3 separate regions of the Mus musculus genome follow, and all the other regions are linked to region 2. The links are chromatin contacts, found by Hi-C or POLR2A ChIA-PET in ENCODE. All regions are on one chromosome and are shown on one strand. The core of a region is the stretch at or near the end of the contact, and the rest is flanking DNA. Distances in the headings are between cores, read along the strand shown. Region 1 holds the start of Ntn5 (netrin 5). Region 2 holds the start of Bcat2 (branched chain aminotransferase 2, mitochondrial). Region 3 holds the start of Mamstr (MEF2 activating motif and SAP domain containing transcriptional regulator).

The links. Hi-C counts contacts between places; a loop is a spot of excess contacts on that map. ChIA-PET counts read pairs that join two places held with the same protein, here RNA polymerase II (POLR2A).
Region 1: a map of Patski shows a loop between it and region 2 (2.7-fold over the local background). The contact joins the promoter of Ntn5 here to the promoter of Bcat2 in region 2. A Hi-C loop is called at or near these places in 2 of 37 maps with a recorded cell type or tissue (Patski and heart). POLR2A ChIA-PET finds 5 or more read pairs at or near these places in 1 of 5 experiments (Patski).
Region 3: POLR2A ChIA-PET joins it to region 2 with 29 read pairs in embryonic stem cell. The contact joins the promoter of Mamstr here to the promoter of Bcat2 in region 2. POLR2A ChIA-PET finds 5 or more read pairs at or near these places in 2 of 5 experiments (Patski and embryonic stem cell).

Annotation. Positions count from the first base shown.
Region 1 is chr7:45,682,447-45,685,448 of GRCm38, reverse strand. It overlaps Ntn5 (netrin 5), which reads right to left and starts at 1,427. Exons shown (of 7, transcript NM_001358870.1): 1 at 951-1,427. The coding sequence starts at 984. Sec1 (secretory blood group 1) reads left to right here. Exons shown (of 4, transcript NM_001271578.1): 2 at 94-183; 3 at 1,158-1,269. The coding sequence starts at 1,173.
Region 2 is chr7:45,568,868-45,571,567 of GRCm38, reverse strand. Bcat2 (branched chain aminotransferase 2, mitochondrial) reads right to left here and starts at 1,415. Exons shown (of 11, transcript NM_009737.3): 1 at 1,169-1,415. The coding sequence starts at 1,192. It overlaps 0610005C13Rik (RIKEN cDNA 0610005C13 gene), which reads left to right. Exons shown (of 5, transcript NR_038166.1): 4 at 376-582.
Region 3 is chr7:45,638,719-45,641,506 of GRCm38, reverse strand. Mamstr (MEF2 activating motif and SAP domain containing transcriptional regulator) reads right to left here and starts at 1,530. Exons shown (of 10, transcript NM_172418.2): 1 at 1,477-1,530; 2 at 668-805. The coding sequence starts at 725. Rasip1 (Ras interacting protein 1) reads right to left here. Exons shown (of 12, transcript NM_028544.1): 12 at 2,415-2,788. The coding sequence ends at 2,623. A030001D20Rik (RIKEN cDNA A030001D20 gene) reads left to right here and starts at 2,749. Exons shown (of 2, transcript NR_152217.1): 1 at 2,749-2,788.

The DNA.
Region 1 (3,002 bases), core at 178-2,677, 110 kb before region 2:
ACACCCAGGGCACGGAAGGCGGATTATTGCCAAAAAACCCTGGCCTCTCTGCCACCCACTCCAGCCCTCCACCCTTAACCCTTTCCCCTCCAGGTGTGTAGCCAGAGAAGAGTGCTGAGGGAAGGTGGTGCTGAAGGAGCTGGAAACCAACAAAGCCTTGGAGTTAGAGAGCAGACCCCTCAGGTACTGGGAAGGCAGAGCCTGGCCTTCCTTTAGGGCTCAGGGTGTTGGGGCCCTGCACTTACTTTTCTGGGACTTGCTGGGAGGTGGCCCCACTTGCTACCCCAAATCTCAGACCTGGACCCAAATCCCTCCACACTCCACAAGCACTCAGCCCCCGAGCAGATGGGGGCCAGTGCTGGGGGTAGATGATATGGGAGGAAAAAAAGCAGGAGGTGGCATAAGGTGTGTGCCCGATGCCAAGGCACTTAGAAACCAGAAATCCAGAGCCTAAGGAGTGCTAGGAGCCAGAGGACTAAGGCTTTCAGCTTCCCCCACATAGGACTGGGGATCTTGGGACTTTCCTGAGCCCCCTGCATGTACCCTTACCTCCAGACATCAGAGCCCTGTGCTCCACTGACATTTCCCAGGCAGGGTGCCTCCCTTGCCCAGTCCATAGACTCCCTGCCCCCGGGAGTCTGAGCCATTATGCACCCATAGCCTCCCCCACCCCAGCCCCTCATGTAAACACGTTTCTTGCTAGGTAATTTCAAGGTCCCACCTTCCGGCTCTCAACACCGTGAAGTACCAGGCTGTGAGTTCTCTGTGTTCTTGGGGTTAGGCAGAAACTAGCCCTTGCCCGTTTGGGCCTACAGCATTCCTACCTCTCAGTGGCAGGCCCATCCAAATTCCCTGGGCCAGTGGGATCCATAAGGGACTCTGCCTGCCTGCCCCTCTTCAGCATGCACCTCCTACCTGGCTATTAGGGCCCAGCCATTGGTCAAACCTGCCTGGAGAAGAAAAGAGTGTCCTGTAGTCGGTCATCCCCACACTCTTCTGTAGGAGAAGCACTTGGAGGGCTCTCGGGAGGAGTGAGAGTGGCTGTTCTCAGGCCCAGGCTAGTGGGGGTTCTGGGCGGGAGCTGAAAGCAGAGCCCGCAGAATCCAACACTACCGCCCACCCAAACCCTAGCCAACAGCAGCCACGCTTTCCCACAGGGACCCTTGCCAGCCATGCCACCCGAGACTGCGTGGGACAGGAGCACTGTCGCCCCCAGCAGGCTTGAAGCTTGGTGGCCCCAAACAAGCCGGCCTAGAAGGATCCAAGCAGGTAGGGGTATGACTACAGCTTGGGGTTCTGGGATTGGGGTCCTGGCCTGTTCCCACTTGCCCCAGCACCTCTGGAGTTTAGCTTGCCAGCCCCTGCTTTTGGCCGACCCCAAGCCAGCCAGCCCCTCCCCATCCTGCATCCTCCTGCCCCAAGTGCGTTAACTCGGTGTTAAGGTCAGTTGCTTTCAAGCTCTAAAATTCCCAGCCTCAGATCAGCTGTAGGGGAAACCAGAGGCCAGTGCTACCTGCAAGGAGGGCAGCGGAGAAGACTTTCAGCCTGGCTGAACTTGGGGAGGAAAAGAAGGTAGCAAAAGCCAAAGGCAGCTCCCCCCTCCCCCCAGCCACTGGTGGATAAAGGCCCCAGGGCTTTTAGCCTGAAACACTTCCACAACTTGTTGTGTCTGAACATTTGAGTGTTGTGGTTTCTCTCTGAGCAAGATGAGAATATGTGTGGTTTGTTCCTGAGCACCCACCCCATTCATAGCTACTGTCTTGCCAGTGTGCAGAACTGGCCCAGGACAAGACTCAGGGACCTGGTGCCCTGGGAGTAAGAGATCCCTCTGTACTGCCGGGTGACCCTTGAGGCTGGGATCTTAGAGGAGCAGGGACAAGGACAAATGAGAGCTACAAGACCCACAGATGCAGGAGGACTAAGCTTTAAGAGAAGGCTCAGGCCAACGGATCCCACATCTGAGACCCATGTCCCCAGCAAGGGCTGTGTGAGCCATAGGGTGACACGTGGGACTTGTGGGTCCAGCAAGTCCTCCCCGGTTTGCCCCAGCCTTGGCACTGTCAGGCCACCTTCTAGACAGAAAGACGGGAAGCTGGTCTGTTCTGTAGACAATTGCGAATGGCTCGCTGTGGAGCAGGACAGATGGCTGTCAGACATCCAGAGAAGGTCTGGGTCTGCTGCAGGATCCTGCCTGCCTAGCGTGGTAAGTCCCTACGCTGTCTCCAGAGGGAGTTCTCCTCCTCACTTTGCTCTGGGTGCCTGAGCTGGCTGGGGGACCCCCAGAAAGCATCAGCTGTGGGGAAGCCAAGCCCACCCAGGAAGTGGCTGGTCCTTAATTCAGAGGTGCTATGGAGCTCCCCAAGTATCGAGACCCTAACCCTCACAGGGTCAAGCCTCGGGAGAGCTCAGGCCTGTTTGCTCTCCACAGTAGAGGGTCTCTGTCTGCAGCCTCAGGCAAAGGAGGTGGGTAGCACAGCCTCTCCACTGAGTCTTCCAGGCCTTGCTGTGGAACAGCCTCCAGAGGGCGCTCTCGGCATAGCCGGATGAAGGCTGGGCGTCACCTCAAGATGGCAGCAACAGAGCACTTCCCAAAGCTGCTGCCTTTACCAGGAAGTGTTCCGAGATCCACTCCCTCTCCCAAAGCCATCTTGAGCCCTTTCTCTTCTCTGCCCAGGTTCTCTGGCCCAGCTCTGCTCCCTGGTGCTCTGGCTGGGCTGGGCGATCCACTTCGAGTTGGCTAGAGAGCCAGGAGAAAGAAAATGACTGCAATGAGAAAAGAAGGAGCTGGGGTGGGGGAGGATGGGTTTGCTTTGCGGGCAAGTGAGGCAGTGTAGTGCTGGCGAGCATTGTATTTCTGTGAGACTTGGTGTGTGTGCTGTGCTGTGTCCTGTGGTCAGAGCTGCCTGACCTTTCTGGGAACCCAAGTTAAACTCCAAGAATGTTCTGACTTCCAGAAATGGTTAATAATAAAGTAAGGCCCTGGGATACAGGAGCTGAGGGGG
Region 2 (2,700 bases), core at 166-2,665:
TTTGTGGACACTCACCACTAGATACTCATAGCTCTGAGCAGGCTCATGTTCAAAGTGTCTCCATTACAGGGTAAAACTGTCTTCAGAACCCAGTTCTGTCCCATTAGAATTAGAGATTGGTCCAGTATGGCAATGCTGTATCCATCCAAGGCCACCACACAGTCAGAGCCTAGATTCTTGTCCCCGTCATATCCCAAGACCATCTGCATAGAACATTTCTGTCTGTCACTAAGAACTGGGGGACTTAAAGGTTTGTTCAGGAATTCGCCAGCCTGGAGCGAGAACTTCTGATAAGCAGGTGGGAGCTAACAGCAAACGCTTTCCCCCAAGGTTATGGCCAGCTGTTTCCACACTTATTTATCACGTTCTCTTAAGATCACAGACTCTCAAGCTCAGCAGTGGTGGCCCAGGACTTTAATTCTAGGACTCAGAAGGCAGAGGCGGGCAGAGTTCGAGGCCAACCTGGTGGTCTACAGAGCAACGGGACAGCTGGGAGTATGCAGTGAAACCCTACCTCGAAAAGACAAACAAACAAACGAAATATCATAGATTCTCCATCTATGACACCGCTTGACACCATCGGTAAGCACTGACTGAAGTCTTCTGGTCTGGAGGATCTTTTATCATTTTGACAGACAGAAACTTGACTGGGATTACAAAACCAGGTACAGAGAGCCTCAGACACTGCACACATCGACATGTGCTTTTTGTTCCAAGAAATAAGATCTTGGGTTCAATTCCCACCCAAGACCCTGCGCCAAGCCATACACTAAGTCCCAAGAGGTCCTGGGCCCCTTGTCTAAAGGAACCCAAGAGCAACTGGTCCTTAACACACACAGGCTGCATGCCCCAGCCACAACTTCCCCGCATCCACCCCACCCTGTACTTCTCCCATTATAGTCCTCCTCCATGGCTCCCCACGTCCGAGCTCCCGGTTCAGGCACCTCTCGCGCCCCACTCCTGTCTACCCATTCTGCCGCCCGCCCGTTATAGCCCCGTCTTTCTTCCCAAGGGGGGGTCCATCCGCCTCCGTGCTGGGCAGCGGAACCCGAGGCACAGAGGAATGACGCCAAGCCGGAAAGGCTGCGCGCCAGTGGTCCACCCGGAAGTGCGCCCCCCCCGCATCAGGTCCCCCAGAGCCCCCAGCGCCGGCCGGCCACGCACCCACCTGTCCTAGTGTGGCTGCAGCCATGATCCGGTGTGTGCGGCTGGTGACTGTGCCCGCCTGGGGCGCGGCCTGGTGAAAGGCATTCGGGCCCCGCCCTGCTCACGCCCCCTCCCGCAGATGGCTGCTGTGTCGAGCCTCACTTCTGCCAGGCCGTCCTTAGTTCTGGGACCACAGGGACCCAGGCTCTGCTGTGAAGATCCTGCGCGGGAACGGTCCCGACCTGCCGCACTCTCTCCCTCCTCGCCTCCACCCTACCCTGCTCTACCACAGCCACACTCACTCCCAGCTAGGCATTTACTTTGGCTTTTGTTTGGCATCTGAGTATGGAATCCGTGGGCTCGTGAATGTTTGGGAAGCGCTCTAACCCCTGGGAACAGATCCAGACCTCTAAATTTTGTATATGTCGCCGAGCATGGTGGCACACGTCTTAAGCTCAGCGTTTGGGAGACAGGTGGAAGGATCTCTGTGAGTCCAAAACCATTCTGAGCCACCTAATTAGTTCCAAGCCAGCCAGGGCTATCTGGTAAGACCCTGCCTTAAAACACTGCCTCCCAGCACTCGAGGCAGAGGCAGGAGGATTTCTGAGTTCGAGGCCAGCCTGGTCTACAAAGTGAGTTCCAGGACAGCCAGGGCTACACAGAGAAACCCTGTCTCGAAAAACAAACAAACAAAAAAAAGAGGTTGGAAAGAGGGCGCAACAGTTAAAAGTACTGGGCTGCTCTTAGAGAGGACCGGGCTTGGTTCCTAGCACCCACATAGCTCATAAGTGCCTGTAACTCCAGTTCCAAGGGATTCTGTGCCCTCTTCCGAGTTCCACAGGCACCGGCATGCACATGATACACTAACATATGTGCAGGCAATACACATACACAAAAAGTTTAAAACATTTTTTCTTTCTTCTATCTATCTATCTATCTATCTATCTATCTAGAGACAGTGTTTCTCTGTGTAGCCCAGGTTGTCCTAGAACTAGCTCGGTAAGTAAACCAGGTTGTCCTCAGACTTACAGAGATCCTCCTGCCTCTGCCTCCAAAGCTGAAATTAAAGGTGTGCCACCACTGCTTGCTATAAAACGCTTTTCTAAAAATAAAGCAAGAACAACAATGCACATTCACAGGAACTATCATCAGTGGCAAAGCGGGCCAGACGGCTTTGATAAAAAGGAACAGCGCAGCCGGGTGTGGTGGCGCATGCCTTTAATCCTAGCACTTGGGAGGCAGAGGCAGGTGAATTTTGAGTTCGAGGCCAACTCTGTCTACAGAGTGAGTTCCAGGCCAGCCAGGGCTACACAGAGAAACCCTGTCTCAAAAAACCAAAAAAAAAAAAAAAAAAGAAACAGTTCACTGTAAATGCCAGTGGATCAGAGAAAGTGTACTTTAAGCCAGGCCTAGCTGAGGCAGGAGGTTTGTTGCAAATAAAAAAGCACCCTAAGTGAGAAAGCTAAACTCTTGTCTCAAATGAGACAAAAAGAAATAGGACTTTGGAGAAAGATGATGGCTAGAAGCTAAGACGCCTCACTCTGCACAAGGAGA
Region 3 (2,788 bases), core at 281-2,780, 70 kb before region 2:
TGGCTCCACCTGCCACTTCAGGAGTCTGTGACCACCCTGGCACAGTCGCCATCTTGCCAACCTGACTCATCAACCTCTCACTTCCTTTTATCCACGCACCCCTTTGCCCCTCGAATTCCCCACAGCCAGCACCCTGCAAACTAAACCCTGGAGCTCAAATCTCTCTGGACTCTAGTTTGCACTACAACTTTACATGACTTCCCACCCCAACTTACTCTTGCTGGCATGCACCCACAGGAATGTCACTCACATGTTCAAGACTTGACCCTCAGTTTGGGGGCAAAGAGTTTCCAGTGCACATTTCTGCTCCTCTCTGAGTGTTCAGAACTCTTTGCATTGGCAACAAATCCTGGCTAATGACATTTTCAAGGCTTGATAGCTCTTGGTCCCCCTGCCACACACACATGCACTTCAGGTCTCAGTTTGCTCCTCTGCTTTGCCTACAGGTCAGTTTAAGTCCTTTGCAACATATGCACTCTTGGGTGTCACCACCTATGGCTTAGCAAGCCATGTGCACATTCATCTACTACTCCACTCCATAGCACAAGTGACATTGTATGTGAACACCACTGGTCGATTCACGCATGCCAGAGAATCATGTTACTGGGACCCTGGGCCCTGGCTCCGGGACCCCTCCCCACATGCATAGAGACAAGCAACCTCTCACCAGAGCGGAACTTGGAACGGATGATTTGGGAGCGCTGGGAGGAGGCTGCCAGGGTCATTGCCAAGGCTGAGGTGGAGACCTGGACAGAGGAAGCCAGAGCCACCAGAGCGCGGCAGGGTCAAAGTGGATGACGGGAGGCTGCCATTGGGGGAATTTTGGAGACAGTGTGAAAGGTTAGAGACAAAAGTACTGGGCCAGATCAGCTCTTTTGGGGGATGACTGGTCTCTGGGCCCTTGGGTCTGAGAAAGGAGGGCTGGTCCTGAACCTCCGGGTGTGAGAGACACGGGCTGGGGCCTGGAGCCCTAGGACTGAAGAAAGGTTGCGGCCTGGAGTTCTGGCTGGAGGGAGAAGTACTTGGGCATGGACTGCTGTGTCTGTAGAAGGCTTTGGGCCTGGAGTTCTGAGTCGGAAGCAAAAGGGCTGGGTCTAAATCCCTGGATCTTGGCGGTACAGGAAGGACCTGCGTCATGGGCTCCTGCATCTAAGAGGGAGAGCATTGGAATCTGGAGTTCTGGGCCTTTGAAAGTGCAGGAAGCAGTCGTCTGGAGTCTGAACCCTGAAGGAGGAGGAGATTAAGGACGAGAACTGCATGCTGTTAGGGACTAGAATCGAAGATTCTAGGACAGACGGGAATCAAAGAATATGACAAGTGTCTGGGAAACATAGGGGTCCCTGAAACAGAATGGGTTGAGTGTCATGCACGGGGCTCTGTGGGAAAGATATTGGGACCAGAAGGGGGAACCAGAACGGAGAATGAAGGGTAAAATGAAAAAAAAAAATCCCCATATCTACCCCAGGGGCTTCTCACCAGGTAGGCTCCTCTCAGCTACTCAGCTGTGCCTTGAAGCGGGTGGAGTCTCCCGGATTAGGCTGGAGACCTTAGGCTCCACCCCACAAGCCTTGGGCCGCCCTCGACTCCCCTTTCTAGGGCGAGTGGGAGTCAAGAGAGCGAGCCTTGGATCAGAAGCCCTGCAAGGACCCAGAAAAGGGGCGGGACACACACGCCGTGAGGACCGGCCTGGCTCACTTCGAGGGTTCCCTTACTATCTCCTCCCCCGAGTCCCGAGCTGTGGGTTGGGTGGAGCGGTCACTGGCGACAGACAGGAGCAGGTGCAGAGAGAGGGACCCGGGTGAGCAACAGCGGCAGGTGGTCGTGTTCAGACCCTGCCGGCAGGTGCCACCTGTTGGTTCTTTTTTTCCTGACACAGCAGTAGGAGTCAAGTTCAGAGGAGGGGAAAGTTCAAACATGAGGCCCAGACTCCTAGTTCTAAAAAGGAAGGGGGCAGAAGTCAGGACTCTGGGTCTGAGGGTGGTGGACGGAGTCTTAGGCCTCTGGTATGGGAGAGGAGAGCTGAGGTTTGCATTCTTGGATCTGATGGAATAGGACTAGTACCCGAGAGGTGCTGGGTGTTGGAAGTCAGCGGTGTGCACAGTAGGCAGACAGCATCGGAAGGACTGGGGGGAGAAAGCTAAAGTTTGGACTTTGTAGGTAAGAGGGAGATGGTGATGACCTGTTCTCACTGGTAGTACATGGGGTCTGATATTCAGAAGAACATGGTCCAGGCTGTGTTCCGAGTTGTGTGACAGTGCTCAGTACTACAGGGTCACATTTCGTGCTAGAGGGCAAGCTGAGGCCATGGCTAGAAATATCTCCCCAAACTCGGCAGACGCCCAACGTTCCAAGCACAGTCCCTGGCACCTTAAAAAAAAATCTTTGCTAAGGCCCCCAAATCTTGACAAGTGAGGTCAATACCACAGATATTTTTATTACTTCTTGGCATTCACATCCCAAGCCCATCTTCCCACTGTCCCATCGTCTACCAACCCAACAACTCAAACTCTCAGCCGTCTACGCAGGGAAAACTACAACTCCCAAAATGCTCTACGCCCAGGCGGGCTCCCTTTTAAGAAGCGATGCAGTTTCAAGCTGCGCGCGTTCCTTTCTCATTGGTTTTCAAGGTGTCGAAGCCACCGGGGGTCCATGGCGATGATTGGCTGGCAGCTCCTGCTGTTCAAGATCCCAGAGGAGGCGACGGAGCCTGCGCAGTTCTCTATGCAATGCGTCATCTGTCACAGGGCCGGTGAGGCGCAGGCGTGAGCTGCCCAGGGGCAGGATGAGC